Regions from separate parts of the Homo sapiens genome. Here region 1 is linked to region 2. The links are chromatin loops, found by intact Hi-C in ENCODE. Cell type or tissue: PC-3. All regions are shown on one strand.

Evidence for each region. Peaks named below come from ENCODE experiments on the same cell type or tissue, not always from the same donor. Only the 100,000 strongest peaks of a DNase experiment are listed, where the experiment ranks them.
Region 1: a loop joins it to region 2, with 2.9 times the contacts of the local background. A loop is called at or near these places in 1 of 110 quality-filtered maps.

The regions. Positions count from the first base shown.
Region 1 is chrX:104,645,601-104,649,600 of GRCh38, forward strand. All of the region lies in intron 1 of IL1RAPL2 (interleukin 1 receptor accessory protein like 2), which reads left to right. It also overlaps the pseudogene PHB1P10. Among named protein-coding and RNA genes, the nearest start is that of IL1RAPL2, 81 kb to the left of the region's middle. In PC-3, no CTCF peak of the experiment used is centred here; no DNase peak of the experiment used is centred here.
Region 2 is chrX:104,564,432-104,568,431 of GRCh38, forward strand. It overlaps IL1RAPL2 (interleukin 1 receptor accessory protein like 2), which reads left to right and starts at 1,768. Exons shown (of 11, transcript NM_017416.2): 1 at 1,768-2,620. RefSeq lists an enhancer at 2,845-3,602. In PC-3, CTCF peaks have their summits at 1,534 and 1,743; a DNase peak (open chromatin) is centred at 1,510; H3K4me3 peaks cover 2,901 bases; H3K27me3 peaks cover 1,668 bases.

The DNA.
Region 1 (4,000 bases), 81 kb after region 2:
TCTTTCCTTTCAAAACACTCCATATTTCTCCTCTTATTACATTTAAAATACTTCATTGTTGTTGTCTGTGGTTTTTTCTTTTCTACTAGACTGTGATCACACAAAAAGTAGATACAATACCTATCATGTTCCCATTGTATTCCTATCATAGGCATACATTAAGTTTATTGAATAAATAAATTAATGGATCTTAGGAGCAAATCAGACTAAACAAAGTTATTATTTTCCTTTGGTAAAACTGTTAGAATGATATATCACTATGAAAGCCTAGTCTATCACATGCATGATCTCTCATGACAAGATGTGCCAATATGGTCTAGTTAAATGGATTTTAGTATAGTTAAATGATTCATACCAAATTGGTCAACCAGATTAATGGATTAATGCTGACATGTAGAGAGATCTATGGTGGTAGGCCACAGATCTCTGTTATATGTCATATCTTATTCAGAATTTTAAAAATTATTGACTTGATTGAAGGCAGAGAAAGCAAGCTTATGAAATATTCAGATGACACAAAAGTAGGTGGGAGAGTTAATAAAATGAATAAAAGCCTTATGCTTTGAAATGGTCTTCATGATTTGGAATAATAGAATAAAACTAACATAATGACATTTCATAGGGATTAATATAAATCTATAGGTTTAGGATAAACATTTTAAAATCCATTTAATATTCAAGAAGAATGGATTGCATACCTACTGTGTTCTAGTCAATGGTGCTGGGGATGCAAAAAAAAAAAAAAAGCATAGCCTCTGCCCTTGAAATAGTTAAATTTTGACGATGATATTGAATCTAGATCATGGTACATAATAGGCTCATTGCACTTTGTATTTTCTACATAGAGAATGTTGTATGCTGTTGTAGGTATCATATTAATTTTACAATATATGCAGAAAGTATACTATTTAGTTTAAAATTTAAACATTTCAATGGTATCAGTCGGAATAATTTAGATTATGCTATTGTAATAATCCCCAACTCTTGGTGGTTTGTAAAAACAAAGTTTTATTTTTCACTTATGTAATGTGTTGGCTAGAAGCTCTGCTCTGTGACTCTTCATTCTGTGGCCCAGGGTGATGGAGCAACCACCATCATAAATATTACCAGTCACTGTGGCAGAAGGAAAGATAGCTGTGGAAGGCGTCACATTGACAAATAAATGCTCTGGCCTGGAAGTGACATGCAACTGTGAGCAATGACTTCTGGTCACAAATAATTGGCCAGAACCAGATGCATCACTCCATCAATCACAATGGGGCCAGGAAGTGCGGTCATATCATGTGACCGAAGGCAAAGAGGTGTTAAGTATTTTGAGAACAGAGTTAATGATCACCATTACTATATTGAGTAAAAAGTGAAAATTACCCTTCAACCTTAGACTTTATCCACTCCCCTCCTAAGGATTATAGTAGTGTCAAAAATTCCAAACTTTTTTTTTTTAAGAGATCTGAAGTGATTTTACCTTTATTTCCTTCACTTTAAGCCAGTGATGAAATTTCACAGTGATTTCTGGGATAGGGGCAGAAGGAAGGTGGTGTTAAGAATCATCAGGGCTGTGGCCTAGTCAGCCTGCAGAGGTGCAGGCAGGGTGGGCCCCCACTGGGACAGCTGGAGGAGGCAGGTAGGTGATGTTCTCAGAGCTGAGAGCTGGTATGTGATGTCCTCTGCAGCTTCCAGCACGCTCAGCTCGATCAGGCCGTCCCCTGCGGTGGCCAGTGAGTTGGGGATCAGCTTGGCTTCCATGGAGTCACCCTCAGCAGAGATGATGGCTGCTATTTTCTGCTGCTCAGCCTTTTCCACCACAAATCTGGCCCTCTCTGCTTCCTGCTGATCCACCTCTTTGGCTTCCACTGCTTCTGTGAACTCCTTCCCGAAGGTGGGATGTGTCAAGGACACATCGTCCAGGATGAGCCCAAAGGTGGCTGCTCACTCCGTAAGATTGTCACTCACCTGCCTGGAGAGCAGCTCTCTCTGGGTGATTAGTTCTCCAGCATCAAAGTGAGACACCACCGACTTGAGGATCTTGGTAGTGATGGATGGCAGCACACGCTCATCATAGTCCTCTCTGATGCTGGTGAAGATGCAAGGAAGCTGGCTAGCGACAGGCCAGGAGAGGATGTGCAGTGTGATGTTGACATTCTGTAAGTCTTTGCTACCAGTGATGACTGGTACATTAAGTGGTCGAGAATGGCAGTCAAAGATAATTGGTTTCTGTACCCATGGGATAGGAAAGTGAGTCCCTTCCCCTACCACAATGTCCTGTACTCCACAGAATCGGTCAAAGATGACAGCTCTGTGACCAGCATCCACATTATATAAGGCAGAGTTCAGCATGCTTCCTACAACAGCTAAGGCCAGGCCAAACTTGCCAATGGACACAAACACTTTGGCAGCCATGTTTTCTTCTGCTGGACCCTCTCACACCTGCTTCCACTCTGACCTCCACATGAATTCCCCAGCCACACATCCAAACCTCTTCCTACAGATTTCCATACACATACACACACATTCTCAGGCATGCATACATACATAGATTTTTCCATTATATGTGGAATCATATCTATTTTTCATATATCTTGTAGATCTACCCATGTCTATCCATACCTCTTTATCTCAGTCTCTTTAATGGTTGTATAGTATTCCATTTATGAATGTATCACCCCTACCCATGACAAGGTATTTAGTCTGTTATCAGATTTTCACCATCACAATGCATACTGCATTGACCATCCTTGTATGTGCATATATTTTTATGCATAATCATTTGGATTGCTGTAGTATAGATTCATACAAAAGCAATTCTTGAGCACTTTAATTTTTGCCAAATACTAACAAATTGCCTTGTAAAATGCTGTCCTAATTTATAATGTCATAAACAGAATATGAATGTGTACATTAAATTTTGAGAAGACTATTGACAAACACTTTTATTGATGGAAGAAAATGTTAGATGATGAGGGATTTAGACACCACATCAAAAATTGAGTAAGACTCATTGATCAATGAGTGTGATTGAAGACTTTTTGTCTAAACTGCTTGTAACACCTTATACCTACTACTTCTAGGTTTCCTGGCTGGAGAAACCCTGAAAAAGACTAGTCCCTGTAACACATAACACTTTTGATTTTATCTTAATGGTCAGAACTCAAGATTATATCTTAATGATCAGAACTCAATACCTTTCCATATCCAGCTGCTAGGGAGGCTGTGAAATGAAATTTTCATTTTTGTGGACTATGTATGGAGCCCAAAGCTGGGGACTATGATCACTACAGAAATCAAAAAGAAACCCTATAGTTACTTATGCCAGTTTTTTTCTTTATACTTGCTTCTCCTTGCATTCTCTCCTGAGATAGTCCCTTCTGCTGTCTCTCAATGTTTCATCACTCACTATTCCTCTTATCTATTCCCCTTTTTTGCTATGTCAACTTTTTGAGTCTCCACTTCTAATTTTTTCTCTCTCTGCTTCTTCATGTTTTTTCTCTTTCTCCTCTACGATTTTTTTCCCTCCCTTTCTGTGTCCTATCCACCTGACTCTATCTTTTGCTATCTCTGTTTTCTTACTTGTGTGCCTTTGGCTATGTTGGTTTCAGTCTCTGTGTCTCTTTATTTCTACCTCTGATTCTAATGGTTAGGGCTAACAACAGACTTGGCTGCCACTTTATGCAGTTATTTTCAAATGACAGAAGTGCTTGAGAATAGGCTAGATATAGGAATGCTGTAAAAAGGATTTCTTGATTGGTTGAAAGTTGGACTAGGTAACTATTGAGGTCCTTTCCAAATTTGAGTTTGAGAGCCATATTTCCCTCCATAGTAGATAGAATCTAGTTAACATTATTGCATCTCTGTTTTCTGATTGAATAGCTAATAGGACCTCAGGGCCATCTCTATGTGAATACCAGACTTCATTGCAAATTACTATAGAATTATAAAATGTAAGAGATAGAGATAAATGTGTGTTGACTAAAGAACTGTCTTTCTCTGTATATATGTATGT
Region 2 (4,000 bases):
GGCCCAGGGTCCGGGGGCTAGTGCCATGCTAAAGGCCAGACTGGAGGTGCCAGGGATCCAACCAGAAAGGAAAGACTTGACCAGGTGGTGTCCTTCCACCAAGGGGCCACCCCGTGTTGCTGCCTGCCGTACCCAGCTGGTTGGAAGCACCTGGCAGTTGGCATTGAGGACCACTAACAGTAAAGTAGGTGCGGAGGGGGTTGGCGGGAGGTGGTAGTGAAGGTTGCACAGGGCCAGCCGGCTAGCGTAGGGAAGTTTGCATGAGCTCCGTAGGCAAGGAGAAATGGAAAATTGGCTGGCTATCTCCCTTCAAAAGAATTGGCTGTTAAAAAAAAAAAAAAAGAAAAAAGGAAAAACAGAAGCAGAAACGGCAGGACATCTTCTGTTTTAAAAATACAGACCATTTTCCCCCTCCCATGTATATAAACAACGAAAACCAGGAGGGTAGCTTGGTATTGGTTCCCGCCCGAAGGTCCTTTCCTTTCACACCCGACCTCTCTAGATCCCCGACTTAACCCCGATTGAAGAAGAAATTTTCCAGGATGGGGGTGGGGTTTTGCTGGATTTGTCGAAAGAGATGGTCCACAGGGGAAGAGTGCATAAACTTGGCGAGAGGCGAGAGAGGGAGAATAACCTTAATCATGCACAGGCTCCGGCCTTAACAGTTGAGTGGGTGGTGGACCGAGGCCAAGCGGCCAAATAAGTGGAGTAGAAAGGCGCGAGTCTGCGCTGCGTGCCACGTACCAAACGCTCAATTCTCCCTCCTGGGCCCTGTATCCATCTCTCGTTCGCTCTCTGTGGCTAATGCAGAGCGATGGAACAGCCTCGGGAGAATAGCTGGAGAAAGCTCAGAGAAAGACAAATTAAAAGGAGCTCAGCGCAGCAGCAAATGCTGGAGAACAGCGCTCAGCTGACCCGTTAAATGAGTAATTCGGTAAAGGTGTGTTAATCAGTGCGGCGCCCCGAGAGCCCAGCGAAACACTCTGGGAAGATACCTGGCGTGGCAACGGGACTCTTCAACGCTGCGATCTAGAAACGCTGCTAGTCCTGGGTCGTAGTCCCTCTCCCCTGTCTCGCTTAAAGAGAGGGGTTCCTGGGTTGCAATACGTTGGAGAGCAGGTGATCAGATGCATGGTTGGCGAGCCCCTGGCGCATGGCAGAATGATTGAGGCCAGGGTCCTAGCTGCAAGCCCATCCCTGCGTCCCAGTACATTACCTGCCTGCCCCATGACTGGCGGGGCTGGAGAACCCTGAGACTTAAGGATCTTATAGGTGGCAGGGGTGGAAAAGAAGAGTTCTCTCCGGTCCTGGAAAGCTCTAATTGTCAGAAAAACTAGGTGGTTTGCGTCTTTAAAAGCAAGTTCCAGTCTGCGGGGAACCAAGCAGGTGAACTCCTGACTGAACTAGATACCTGTTCAGCGGCTAGAACTGGAGACTGGGAGAGCTGGAAAACTTTTAGTGGCTTTCCATACCTGCACTCAGTTGAGCGCTCGCCCCAATCCTGTACGCCGGCCTACTCTGGTAAGGACGCTAGACGGCGCTGCCGGGACACGCTTTCCTTCTCCGGAGAAAGGTAAGAGAGCGCTTTTTTTTTTTTTTTAAACCAGGGGATGGGGGACTTGGGGTTGGCAGCCTTTCTCAATCTGCCTCCCCTCCCCGCGCTCCCAAATCTAAAGGGGTGTGGAAGAGGAGGAGGAGCAGAAGCAGCTCTTTTCGTGACGCGCCAGAGCGCTTCTCTCTAATTCCCACCTCCTCCCCGGTGCAATCAGTCAGCCAGGAGGCTCCAAACTGTTAGCGACAAAAACGCAGCTCTCGGTCACTCCCACTACCCTCCCACCCGCACTCCAGGCATATTTTGGAGGCGGCAGCAGCGGTGGCAGGATGTGAGGCGAGCCTGGAGCTCATTTCCAGGCGCCCTTCCCTCTTCGGAACTAAGGGAGACTTGTGGGCTTTTGCACACTGGCTGTAGGGTTCCCGGGAAAGACTGGAGCAGCGAACAGGAGGGAGAGAGGTGGACAGGCAGAGTCTGCACCTGCCGCCTGCACCTCCGTTAGGGCGACAGGGCAGCTGGTGTTTCGCTCCTGGAGTGTGCCTACCTCGCAAGGGGGGCGAGGGCCACAGGCTGAGGCGCCCGCGTCCCGGAGTGCACCGCTTGGCCGAGGCAAGGTGTTGCTGGGGCAAGGCTGCTCCGAAGCGAAGTCGCGCAAAAGGAAGAGTCTGGGAGGCAGGCGACTTAGGAGAGTCTAGTCACTGAGAGACAGAGGCAGCATCTGCCATTCTAACTACGGAGCTGAGTAATTTAGAAACCCTCCTTAACTCTCCCTTTCCAGCTCTCCCCAAAGTCCACAGAAGCTCTGCTGAACTCTAGAAATCTTCCCTGGCTGGGGGGAAGTTTACTAGTATCCTCTTTGGCTAAGACAGGGAGTGGAAAAAACAGGCGGGGCTGTACTGTCCGCTGTTTGGGGAGACGCGGTCTTCCTCGCGCCCCCTTCAGCCACTCCGACTGCCTGGGAAGTCCCAGCCCGCGCTCTCCGGAACCCGGCTCGCCGTCTCGCCCTGGACATGGAACTACGCATCTGAGACCTGCTGGACGTTTTGCTGGCCGTTTTGCAAGACTCAGGTAATGTCCACTCGCAGAGCTGGAGAGTTGACTGGCAAGGGCCAGGGGAGAACGCGCTGCGCTCTCAGTTGGCAGCGGGGCAGGCCGCAGCCAATGGAGGCTTTATCTTTCCTGCAGCTCTGGTCTCCGCGCCTGGAAATTTGCCAGTTGGCTTTCTCTTCCTTTAGCCTTCCCAGAAAGTTTAGGGAATAGAGCTCCGAAGGCCAGGGGCTCTTCGCCTGGGAGGAGCGTGCGCCGTCCTTCAGGTGCCCGCGAGCCCAAGCGTTGCGTTTCCGCGGCGGGATCTTCATGCTCTCTGCGGCTGGCGCGCGGGCTCTGCAGCCTGGAAGGCAATTTCCAACTGGGCGCTTCTGACTGCCCACATTTCTGCCGCAGCTGGGAGAGCAACTGGAGCTGGGAAGAGGCTCAAGGCGGCTCCTGGGTGGAGCAGCGAGGGGTTCCCCAGCAATACGCTGCCGCTCCTGGGATTCCCACCAAGCACTAGGCAGGGGAGATCGCTGGATATCTGGGGCCATCTCTGTGCTCCTGCACTGAGAGCCTGAAGGTACTTCCCCTGTGGTTCCCGAGACGCCCCCTTTCCTCTTCCCGCAAGAATCCCCGATACCCCTAGAGTGGGTTTCCCAGGTCCCCACTGCTGCTCAGGCGTGAGGATCTGCCCGCGCCAAATTGCGCTTCAGACTCCTTGTGAAGGAAAACTAGAGTGGGAGAGTAGGGATAGCCACTCGCGAGTGGCTCGCCTTGCCTCTCTGGGCCTGGCATTGGAGCAAACAGCTTGATCTGTCACCATCAGACGTTTAAGAAAAATGCTTTGGCAAGGAGACCCTGGCAAGGGAAATGTGTATTATAACAAATGTCTGCTTCAGGGGTTTCTCCTGGTCCCTGCAGCCATCCCCTCTCCATCTGTGCCGCCCAAGGACTTAGAGACATTAGTAAACAAGTATTCAAGATTTTCCCCTTGCCACCCACAAAAGTTGTGACTGCACAGAAGTATTGGAAAAGTACTTCTCAGTTGAAAGCTACTCTAGAGCCTATCACAGGTGTTTTTTTTAGGGGGAGTCTATTTAGGAGTATCTTGTCCCCGAATGAGGAAGCGGGACCTGCCCACCACCACTACCTTCAATCGAATGTGTAGACCTCCAAGAAGGAATCCTCCTTTCTTTTCCTGGCCAGGGGAATCAAGCTGTAGATTATTAAACATGCGGCATAGCTGGGAACAGACCCCAAGGAAGTAAGGGAGGGAGGGAGGAAAGGACACTTCTCTGAGCCTGCAAGTTCAGCACGGGCGTCCTACAGTTCAGGAAGACTACCTCAGTGACAGAGTCCCTGGGAATGAAGGAGTTAAGTTTTTGGGACAAGTGTCTGGGACTGGGGTCCATTTTC